Linked DNA regions of Homo sapiens: region 1 is linked to region 2. Evidence: read pairs that join two places in POLR2A ChIA-PET (ENCODE). Cell type or tissue: MCF 10A. All regions are shown on one strand. Links, peaks and the distances in the headings refer to the core of each region. The heading gives the core; the rest is flanking DNA.

The links. Peaks named below come from ENCODE experiments on the same cell type or tissue, not always from the same donor. Only the 100,000 strongest peaks of a DNase experiment are listed, where the experiment ranks them.
Region 1: POLR2A ChIA-PET joins it to region 2 with 5 read pairs; 2 of 35 experiments call an interaction of 5 or more read pairs at or near these places.

The regions. Positions count from the first base shown.
Region 1 is chr14:51,451,570-51,456,948 of GRCh38, forward strand. It overlaps FRMD6-AS2 (FRMD6 antisense RNA 2), which reads right to left. Exons shown (of 3, transcript NR_051990.1): 3 at 2,943-3,246. It also overlaps a transcript of FRMD6 not described here. Among named protein-coding and RNA genes, the nearest start is that of LINC02310, 57 kb to the left of the region's middle. In MCF 10A, for the core only: no CTCF peak of the experiment used is centred there; a DNase peak (open chromatin) is centred at 2,542.
Region 2 is chr14:51,334,997-51,340,375 of GRCh38, forward strand. All of the region lies in intron 1 of LINC00640 (long intergenic non-protein coding RNA 640), which reads left to right. It overlaps LOC124900595 (a long non-coding RNA gene), which reads right to left and starts at 5,116. Exons shown (of 3, transcript XR_943854.3): 1 at 5,035-5,116; 2 at 1,087-1,193. It overlaps LOC105370495 (a long non-coding RNA gene), which reads right to left. Exons shown (of 3, transcript XR_007064165.1): 3 at 5,121-5,239. In MCF 10A, for the core only: no CTCF peak of the experiment used is centred there; a DNase peak (open chromatin) is centred at 2,705.

The DNA of each region.
Region 1 (5,379 bases), core at 278-5,277, 120 kb after region 2:
AGGATTTTGCCATGTTGGCCAGGCTGGTCTTTAACTCCTGACCTCAAGTGATCTGCCCACCTCAGCCTCCCAAAGTGCTGGAGTTACAGGCGTGAGCCATCACACTTGGTCTCTCACTCTATTTAGTTCGCACAAGAGCTAATTGTTTAAAAGAGCTTGGCACCTCCCCCACTTCCTCTCTTGCCATGTGATGCCAGCTCCACTTTTCCTTTTGCCATGACTGGGATCTTCCTGAGGTCTTAACCAGAAGCAGATGCTTGTGCCATTTTTCCCGTACAACCTGCAGAATGGTGAGTTAAATAAATCTCTTTTCTTTATAAACTGCCCAGCTTTGGGTATCCCTTTATAGCAATGCAAAACAGATTAAGACACCCGTGGAGGACTTTGACATATCAACTTGTTTGGGCTTTATCCCAAGCAATGGGATGCCCATGGAATGCTTTAAGCAGGGCAGAGATGGGGTGAGATTGGTGTTTTAAAACTATTCTTTCAGCAGTTGAATACAGCATACATTGAAAAGGGATGAAAACTGACAGTAGAGAGAATACTCAGCAGGCTAGGGTAGCAAAACTGGCAAGAGATGATCAGAGCATGAGCGAGGGTTGGAAAGAAAAATGGGAATTTAATAACTATTTAGGAAATTAAATTAGCTGGACAGGCAGATGGAAGAAGAGGATGAAGGGGGCCGAGTCAAAGGTGACTAAGGTTCTAGGCCCAATGATGAGTGGATGGTGGCTAGAGAGACCATCTCCATTTGCCTGGATTGTGACAGTTTTAAGATTGAGAGTCCCACATCCTCAGAAGCCCTTCAGTCCTGGGAAAATGGGAATGGTTGGTCACTCTAGTGATGGTTTTCAAACTAACATGAGGAATAGTAGAAGAAGCTGTAAGTTTGGGATGTTGAGGAGATAATAAGTTTGATTTGGAGCATATTGACTGAGGTGCCAGTGGGCAACTAAGTTAGGATATCAAGAAGGCACTTGGAATGAGTCTATAGCTCAAGAACAGGAGGACTTTGACTTGGATAGAGTATATTTGGGAGCCACCAGCATAAACAGAAGTGGGTTAAGTCACCCAAGGAGTAGCATAAAAAGAGAAGTGAATCAAGAATTAAATGCTGCAGAATGAAACATTGGAAACTTCCATGTTTAAGGAGCATATCTAGAAAGAAGGGCCAGTGGAACAGGCTGAGATGGAACAGTCAGAGTGTAAGAAGGAAAGGCTGAAGACAGGGTGTTAGAAGGCATACGAGTAGAGTGTCTCAAAGCATGAGCAGTCATTAGGGTCAACGGCAAGGAAGATGTCCAGTACTTTGAGGAGAGAAGACGATGTCTCATCATCGGTAATCTTTGCAGAAACCCTCTCAGTGGTTTGATTGTGGGAGCCAGGTTGCTTCCAGGGAGAACGGAATGTGACTTGAGAAAATGGAGACAGTGAGTTCAGTCTAATCATCTGAGAAGCTTGAGGAAAAGGGAACAAGAGAGATAAAGCAAGAACCTGATGACCATGTAAAGTTAAGGGGCAGTAATTTAAGATGAGTGAGAACTGAACAAGCTTATAAACTGACAGGAAAAGCTGGTAAAAAAAAAAATAGAGAATTAAAGATGTGGTGCCCAAGAGAGGTGATTAATGCATCAGGGACCCTGGGGAGATAAAATGATAAGAGATGGATTCAAAACCAGAGAGGAGGATGTTGGCTTTGAGTCGGGGGCTGGCAGGGAGGATCCAACATACTCTGGGACTGTGGGAGGGAGGACAGGTTAGGGTGAGGTAGGGGAAGGAGCAAGAACAGCCTGAAATGGGAAGCTGTGAAGCAAAGAGCTGTGGTTAATGTCAGGCGGAGAAGACTGAGAAATGAGGAGATATTGATGGAAATGGTGGACATGAAGACACCCTCAGCCGCTACTTTTAAGAAGAATGATAATAGTCCAAGATTCAGAGTACTTTAAGGTACAGTGGATATACAGTTTTTGGAAAACTTTAGTAAATAGATATTTTGGAAGTGACTGACTGCATGCTATTTGATTGAGGGGATTATCAAATTATTCTCTTTAGAATTGAAGGACCTAAGTGATTAGCTTTGTCTCACACATGCATGCACACATACATACACGCATATGTGTGCACACACACAGACACACTCACCCCTTATATGTAAACAAGGTACAACCTGCTCAGACTCCAAAACAGGCATTAAAATACTAAAAGTATTGCTTTTAGACACAGTTAGGCTTGTTTTTAGACACAGTTAGTTTTTGCTAGGTGGGAGGCTGGTGTATAAATACAGAAAGGCAACGTCAAGCCATTTTTTTCCAATTAAAATTGTATACTCAGTTAGGTTGAGTTTAGAAATCACAGAGGAGCCATTCAAAGCCCACTGGAGACACATGCTTTAAGAGGAAATTACCAAAGGCGATGAAGCAGGGCTCTGCTCCGTGCCAGTCAGTGGGTGAAGCCACAGCAGCACAATGCCTACCAGAGAGAGCCGATGCCCCGCCAGCAGCCAGCAGGGAGGCCTCTATACGCTGCCTCCGTGAGTCATTCATTGAGAACAGCCTAATGCCTCCCTTGGCACAGGGAAATGCCATGGCATTTCATTAGCTCTGCTTATTTTGGTCAACAACTAGGAGCGGAGCCACGTACACAATGCTTTCCAGGGTATGTACTTTACCTTCTGGCTTTTAAAATGTTTTTAAACATAACTTTGCTCTGGCATAAAAGCAATGTATGTCCTTTGTAAACATTTTGGTCAATGCAGAAAAAATAGAACAAAGACCAAATTACCACTTCAGTGTCAACCACAGTTAACATTTTGGTGCATTTCCTTCTTGCCTTTCCTATGATGGGTTTCAGGATGAAGAGGACTGAGCTCTTCCCTCCTGAGAAGAGCAGATAATTCCAGGACAGGAAAAATTTCCTGGCAGATGAACCAAAATATCTGAGTTTGAATCACAGTCCCACCACTGCTTAGCCTATGGGTTTGGCAGCTGCCAACCTTCCTGAGGCTGCTTCCTGGTTTATGAGATGTTGGAATCTATTGTCAACCTCTAGTGCCTCTTCCAGCAGTCTGGTGTCATAGGCCTGTGATATTCTGCCTCCTCAGAAAGATGTGCTTTTGTTCACGAATTCTTCTTGAGCAGTTACAGCTCTTACTCCAAAACCCAGAGTCTTTGGAGCTGTGACTACAGGACTGCAAAGGAAGGGTCTTGGAATGATGTGATTACTCTCCATTCCCTTTGTTAGGTCCTATAATTAAAAAAAAAAATGAATGCACTGAATGAGGATGCATTTCAATGAAGAGCATATGTCAGAGGATCTAATGGCACAGGATTTATGATCATCCCATGAATTGAGCAAAGACAGTAGTTTGGTTCATTCTAGCGAATAATTAAATGTAAAGAATCAGGAGTTTTAAAAACCTGTTAAATAAACCTGGTTCAGAATTTCCCAAACTGTGTTCTCAGGACAAATAGGTAGTCTGTTGAGAGAGAGAGAGAGAGTGAGAGCGAGCCAGTGAGCAGTAGTCAAGTAAATTTAGAAAAGATGAGGTTAAATCAAGTGTAACAGTTTCTTTACTATAGGACTTCTTAGGACATTAAATATACTTAAATGCACCGGGAATCCCAAGGGGGATATAGAGTATGCCTCCTAAGCTAACCTGATTATGAAACTATTTTGTCAAGGCATACTAATTCACATCCCAAGAATTTAATTTTCCATAGAACACAGTTTGAGCAATACTGTTCTAGCTCCTTCTAGCAGTTCCCAAGGAAGTGATTTTCTTAAGGCACCATTATGGATCTTTCAATCATTATTCCTGACTGCTCTTGTCATTGTGGTGATATCTTGAGCTGAGTTTTTAAAGCCTATAAACTTCTTGACCTTGGATACTGTATTTATGGGTTTTGTAAATTCTTGCATTTGTCGGGCAGTTTTTATTTCCTCAAATATATAGTTGTCAGTGTTAACCTGTCCCGGACACTGAAGCAGCATTTTTAGCTCTGAGTTTTGCCATCATCAGTCTGTGTGATCTTGGGTGAGTCGCTTAACTTCTTTTGGTAGAGTCAGGTGACCTGGGCTAGGGTCCAAGAGCAGGAGAACACTGGGCAGAGAACAGCTTCAAACTCAGGGTTAATAGTCATAGAATTTAGGAAATTTGGAGGCAAAGCAAACGTCTGGGAATGAGAGGAGACAGCATAGAATTCTGGTATGGGGAGGAGGCAGTAAAGGGAGAGGTAAGGGAATTGGAACTCTCCATTGCCGAGGGCAGGCCTCCCTCTAAAAGCCAGATAGATGCAAAGATGGGGGAAGGTGAAGTTCAAGGTCAGCAGAGGCCTAGTCTTCAGGGGTAAGATTAAGGATTAAAATTTAGGAGAAGGTCTTGGACCTGTGCCTGATCTCCCTGTTATTTTCAGGCAGTGGGTGGGTGAAGCCTGCAGGATCAAAGGAGAGGAGCAGTTCCTTGCATCCAGACGCGGATAAAGTCTTAGGAAGCACTGGGCTTGAGGGGGCTCTGGGTGGGTGTTTGTTTCTGGCTGAATCATCATCCTGTGGGAATATTTCTTTTTCTCTTTTTTTCTTTTAAATTTTTTTTATTATACTTTAAGTTCTGGGATACATTCTGCAGAACTTGCAACATTGTTACATAGGTATACATGTGCCATGGTGGTTTGTTGCCCTTATCAACCCATCACCTACATTAGGTATTTCTCATAATGCCATCCCTCCCCTAGCCCCTCGCCCCCTGACAGGCCCCAGTGTGTGATGTTCCCCTCCCTGTGTCCATGTGTTCTCGTTGTTCAACTCCCAATTATGAGTGAGAACATATGGTGTTTGGTTTTCTGTTCTTGTGTTAGTTTGCTGAGAATGATGGTTTCTAGCTTCATCCATGTCCCTGCAAAGGACATGAACTCATCCTTTTTTTACAGCTGCATAGTATTCCATGGTGTATATATGCCACATTTTCTTTATCCAGTCTATCATTGATGGGCATTTCTCTAATGACCAGTGATGATGAACTTTTTTTTCATTTGTTTGTTGGCTGCATAAATGTCTTCTTCTGAGAAGTGTCTGTTCATATCCAGCAATGCTCCAAAACTGAAATCAGTATATTGAAGAGAGATCTCCACTCCCGCATTTATGCAGCACTACTCACAATAGCCAAGATACAGAATCAACTTAAGTGTCCATCAATGGAAAATGGATAAAGAAAATGTGGCATATATACACAATGGAGTACTACTGAGCCAGAAAAAGGATGAAATTCTGTTCTTTGCAGAAACATGGATGACCCTGGAGGACATTAAGTAAAATAAGCTAGGCATCAAAAGATAAATACTGCATGTTCACAGTGATATATGGAATCTAAAAAAGTTGATC
Region 2 (5,379 bases), core at 213-5,212:
AGACACTCAGGCCATGTGGCAGGTTCTTGCCCTCAAAGAACTTCCGCTCTGTAAAATCCTGTGAAGTAACATATAATTAAGTACTAAATTACCTGGTAGGAAAGTTAAATGTTAGGTAAAAACCAAAGCCTGGCATAATCAGGAGAAGCTTCATGGAGGAGATGGGACGTAAGCTGAATTGTGAAGAATTGTTAGTTGTGGGGACCTTGAGAAAGAGGAGAGGAAGTTGCCGGCAAGAGGAAAATGATGTCCAGAGGCCTCAGGTGGGAGTGGGCTTGGGAGCTGGTGCTGCACCGGGAAGAGCAAGGTAGCTAGTGTAGAGGGATGATGGGAACTGGGAAAGGTAGGCTAGATTGCGCAGGACCTTAGAAACCAGGCAGAGAAATTCAGGCAAGAAAAGGGAGCTCCTGAAGCTATTGAAAGCCATGGGGTAGCAAGGATCCCACTGTTCCACAGTCAGTCCCCTCAGGGCCAGAGGAGTGCCCAATGCTGAGTGCCACTCGCTGCTAGTAGGGAAAGTGCTGAGACATCAGACACATCTGGGGAGATTCAGTGTTGGAGATGGGTGGCCAGGGGCAGATGGGGCAACAGAGGGCAGGCAATTCTGGGGCTGCTGGGCCCTGGCTGGCAGGAGAAAGGGGCAGCAAGTCAGCCCGGGGTGGCTGGAGTCAGATACAGAGTTGAGTCAAGGTCATGGGCTGTGGAATCTACAGTGGAGAGGGCCAGAGCTTCATAAGCAGGGCAGGAGGCCAAAGCAGACACTGAAGCTAGCAAGTAAGGAAAGACTTGGCACTGTGGAGTCTGAGGAATTAGTCTGATTATCTGTGGTGAAACGAGGCTCATGGGATATGCTCTTTGGAAATTCCAATAAAAAATCTGTGCTGGGCATTAAAGGACCATCTCCCATTGCATGGACAAGGAGCTGTGGGTTATACTCAGGATTGGTTTCCCCACATGGCAGGCTAGCCTGGCCATTCTACAGTCTGCCCAGAGCTGCAGCGTAAAGAGGCATTAGACGGTACATATTGTTGATTTCCAGGAAGTTACACTGCCCTACTTTAAGGTGATGCTCATTAGTCTGCAAACCTGGATGCTGAAGAAATCCATGTCATAGAAGGACAGAAGTCTTGTATCCTGTGCCAACTCTCATTGTTTGGTGGTGATTGCCTGGAGTGCTGGGGCTAGTCTGGGTTCTGCAGGAAAAAAGGTACTGATTGGTTAATGATATGTGCCATGGATGTGTGTGTGCGTGGAGTGGGAGGAGGTAAGTGAATGAGTGAATGATGGCACCAGTACCACCTATTTACTATGTCTGATTTGATCCCAACCTCCTGATCTCACAGGTGAAGAAATGGAAGCCCATAGATATTAAAAGTGTTATAGTGGTCACAGGACTCAGGGGTAGATCTGGGAGAGAGGCTGAGACTCCTGGTCTAGTGTTTTTTTTTCCTTTGGATCACAAAGCCTTCCAACCCTTCCACTCACCATGGGGCTGTCACACTGACTTCATTTTCCCAGTCCCACCCTTGGCTTCTGCTAGACTTTGCATTAGGAACTTGGCCACAGAACTAATTTGCACAATGGCCAAACTTGTTTCACATGTGATCAGGACTCTTGGGGGGAAGGATTCTAGGAAAAGAAATTGCAGATTGATTCAGAATTCCTGAGAGCTGGAAAATGCCATTAGGTAAGGGGATGGCAAGAGTTGACTGAGAGAGAGAGAGGGAGGAAGATTACTGTGGAAAGGTATCATGAGGGAAGCAGCAGTAGATTGTCACTACTTTTACAGAATTGAAGATGCACAAATTGAAGTTGGAGATTGTGGCTGCCCAAAGTGCAGAGTGGGCACATTGTGGGGAGGAGACAGCCTGATGGTTATTGAACAGTGTTGGGAGAGGTAACGTGCGGTTTTGGAAGGCATGTGGACAGTGGGGTCACCCAAAGCCCAGCTCTGCTGAAACAAAGTAGGCCCACAATAAATGTTAGCCAAAAAAGCCAGCTGTGCTTTCAGCATTTCATCCTCCCAACTCCACCTTGAGAGTGGATATGATTAGCCCAATCTATACCAAAATAGAAAGTGGCTGGGGTCTCAGAATGGCTAATGAACTCATCCAGGTATGCAAGTGGCTGATCATGTTACAGATTCCAAATCCCATTCTCTTTTCCCTGGTAGTGAGAATGTCTCCTGAGCATACCTGCTATTTAAGAGAATGAAAAGAGTTTTCTCTTTCTGCTTATTACCTTGCTCTTGGATGGAAAACAACCAGCTTCTAGTCTATGGGACAGGAATCTAACTTTATTCCAAATTCCTAGAGTAGAAATTAGCTCTGTGTGTTGTTCTTGAGTTGTATGCATGTTTTATTGAGGAATTAACTTCATAACAAAAGAGTATGATTGGAACTTTTATAATTGCACCTGTTACTTCTATTATTGAACTTCTCTCCCTCCCCTGTTTTATTGCTAAAAGAATCAGTGATAAATTATTTGTTTGGAGAAATGTGCAGCCTGCTGAGTCCAGACTGCCCTCATATGCTTTTGGTATCTAGACACATAAACTGTTGTTATTTGAATCTGTTTAAAGGAACTTCCAGCACATGCCCAGGCAGGGCCTCAGGGTGGGCGGAGCTCAGGTGGACTGCTGTCTCCATCAGGCTAATCACAGGGCAACGTGGCTCCCATCTTACTGCTAGCTTCAGAAATTAAACCTACACTTCCGGGGCCTGGTTGAAAACCACTGACTCTTCTGCCAAGCAGGAGCTGTGCCCTCAGGGACCATCTGCAGAGGTAGTGTGGCCAATTATGGGCATTCAAAGCAAGCCAACTGGTTTAAGCCATCTTTCGCTGCCAGTGTTGGCTGCTGGCAACAAAGCCAGAATCTGGAGGATGCTGGAGGAAGAGTCATCCCTGAGGTCTCTCTTCAGTCTCACAACTGCACTGTCTCTAATTTAATGTAGTCTGAGAGTCTCACAACCACACTGTGAGCCATGGAGCATCCGTTGATCTCATTGAATACATGAGGAAACCAGGACCCAGACCTATTATGTGACCTGTCCAAGGTCTCCTTGATCCTTAACAATGAAATGGAAACCCAGCTTTTACATTTCTTTAGAAATACTTATTTAAATGAAAAATATTACATTATTTTAATTATGCTGCTTCTTTCCGAAGAGAGATCATTATAACACAAGTGAAAAAAAAAAAGAAATTTTTAATACTTCTCTGCTTCCTTTTTTGGAGGGGAAGACAGCAAAATTATGACAACCAAAAAAACTTAACTACATGACGTTTCAACAGTTCCTACTGTCTTGCTTAAAAGACTTTGCAAGTGTTACATATTTTTGCTTTTAAAACACTGAATCTAAAAGTCTTTGCTATTATGATTTTTAAAATTTTTATGTACATATTTATTGGGAAGTAAGCTCATAGTAAAGAGCTTAGAAACTGCTATAAAAGTAGAAAACAAATGCCCTCCTAAAGTAAAAATTCAGAAATAACTATTTACTTTCCTATACTTCTTCAGGTTTTTCTTTTCTATGCCTACATATGTTTCTTAAACAAAATTAAGATTTTGCTGCATACAGTTTGGAGTCCTAATTTTTTTTTCCACTGGAGATTATATCATCCTATTTTTGTAATATTAAGATTCAAATGTATTATTAATTTTTTAAATTGCAAACAAAAATTATATATATATAGTATATAACATGATGTTTAGATAGATATATATTATGGAATAATTAAATCAAATTAGCATATCTATCACCTCACATACTTATTATTTTTGTGTGGTGAAAACACTTGAAATGTACTCTCTTAGCAACTTTCAGTTATATAATGCATTATTATTAATTATAGTCACTATGTTGTATCAAATACATTATTTTTAATGGCTGTGTAATATTTTCCCATTCCCTTCTTGAAACATTTTCTTCTTGGCTGCTGGAACATTTCTTTCTTGGTTCTCCTCCTTAGAATCTTCTAAGTCTCTTTTGTAGAACCTCTTCATCTCTTCTCAGTCTCTAATAGCAGGAGGTGCCCCAGAACTCAGTCCTGAGGCCTCAGACCTCTCCTAGTCCTTCTCCATCTGCGTTCACTTGCCAGGAGTGCCCATCAAGCACCATGGCTTCAAATACTGTCCACCCATCCCCAAGAACTCCCAGATTCTATCTCCAGCCTCAACTTTCCCCGGAATACTGCCTATTTGACATCTCCACTGAGATGATTAATGACATACTAAACTTACTGTGTCTTAAGCTAAACTTCTAATGAACCTGCACTCCACGTTCCCCTTCTCAGCAAATGGCAACTTCATCCTTGACCTCAAACCTCCAGGCCTCAAACCTCATCTGAGGTCTTCTCTGACTCTTTTCTCTTACATCACACATCCAGTCCTTCACAAAACCTGCTAGTCTCACCTTTTGAGTAGTTCCAGAATCAGATACCATTCCCATCTCACCTCACCTTCCCTGCAGCCGCACTGGCCCAAGCCATCTTCATCTCTCGGTTGGATGATTTCAGGAGCCCCCTGAGGGGTCTTTGCCTGGATTCCATCCTGGTCCCATGACAGTTTATACTCAACAAAGTAACCAGATAATGTTATGGATCTGCTCAAACCCTCAAAGGCATTGCAATGTCACTGCCAGTAAGTGTCTCTATCTCCCACTGCTGCCTCTATCCCACACCCCTCTGGCCCTTATCCACTCTGCTCCGGCCACACAGGTGTCCAGCTTCCTCTCCCTTTGGAACTTTGCTTTGCTGTGTCCTGACCTGATAGGTTCTGTCCCCAGATGCCTGCCTATCTTGTTCCCTCCTTGCTTAAGGTTCCTGTTCAAATTCCATCTTACCTGTGAAACTCTCTACATAGTCTTTATAAAGAGCAGTCTCTCTACCCAATACTCCTTTCCCTGCAATCTTACCTATTTTAATTTTTCTGCATCTTGCTTTTTCTGTGTGGCATGTATATTCATTTCCTAGGGCTGCCATAACCAAGTACCACAAACTGGGTGGCCTCAAACAACAGAAATTTATTCTCACCTTGTTCTGGAGGTCAGAAGTCCGGAATCAAAATGTCGGCAGTGTTGGTTCCTTCTGAGGGTTCAGAGGGAGAATGTGTTCCACGCCTGTCTCCTAGCTTCTTATAAATGGCTGGCAAACCTTGGCATTCCATAGCTTGTGGATGTATCACTCCAGTCTCTGCCTCCATCTTCACATGGCCATCTTCCCCCTGTGTCTCTCTCTTCTTATAAGAACACCAGCCATATTGAAGTAAAAGCCTATTCTACTCTATTATGACCAATTTAATGTAACTATTTACATCTGCAATGATCTTATTTCCAAATAAGTTTACATTCTGAGATCCTGGGGGTTGGACTTTAACAC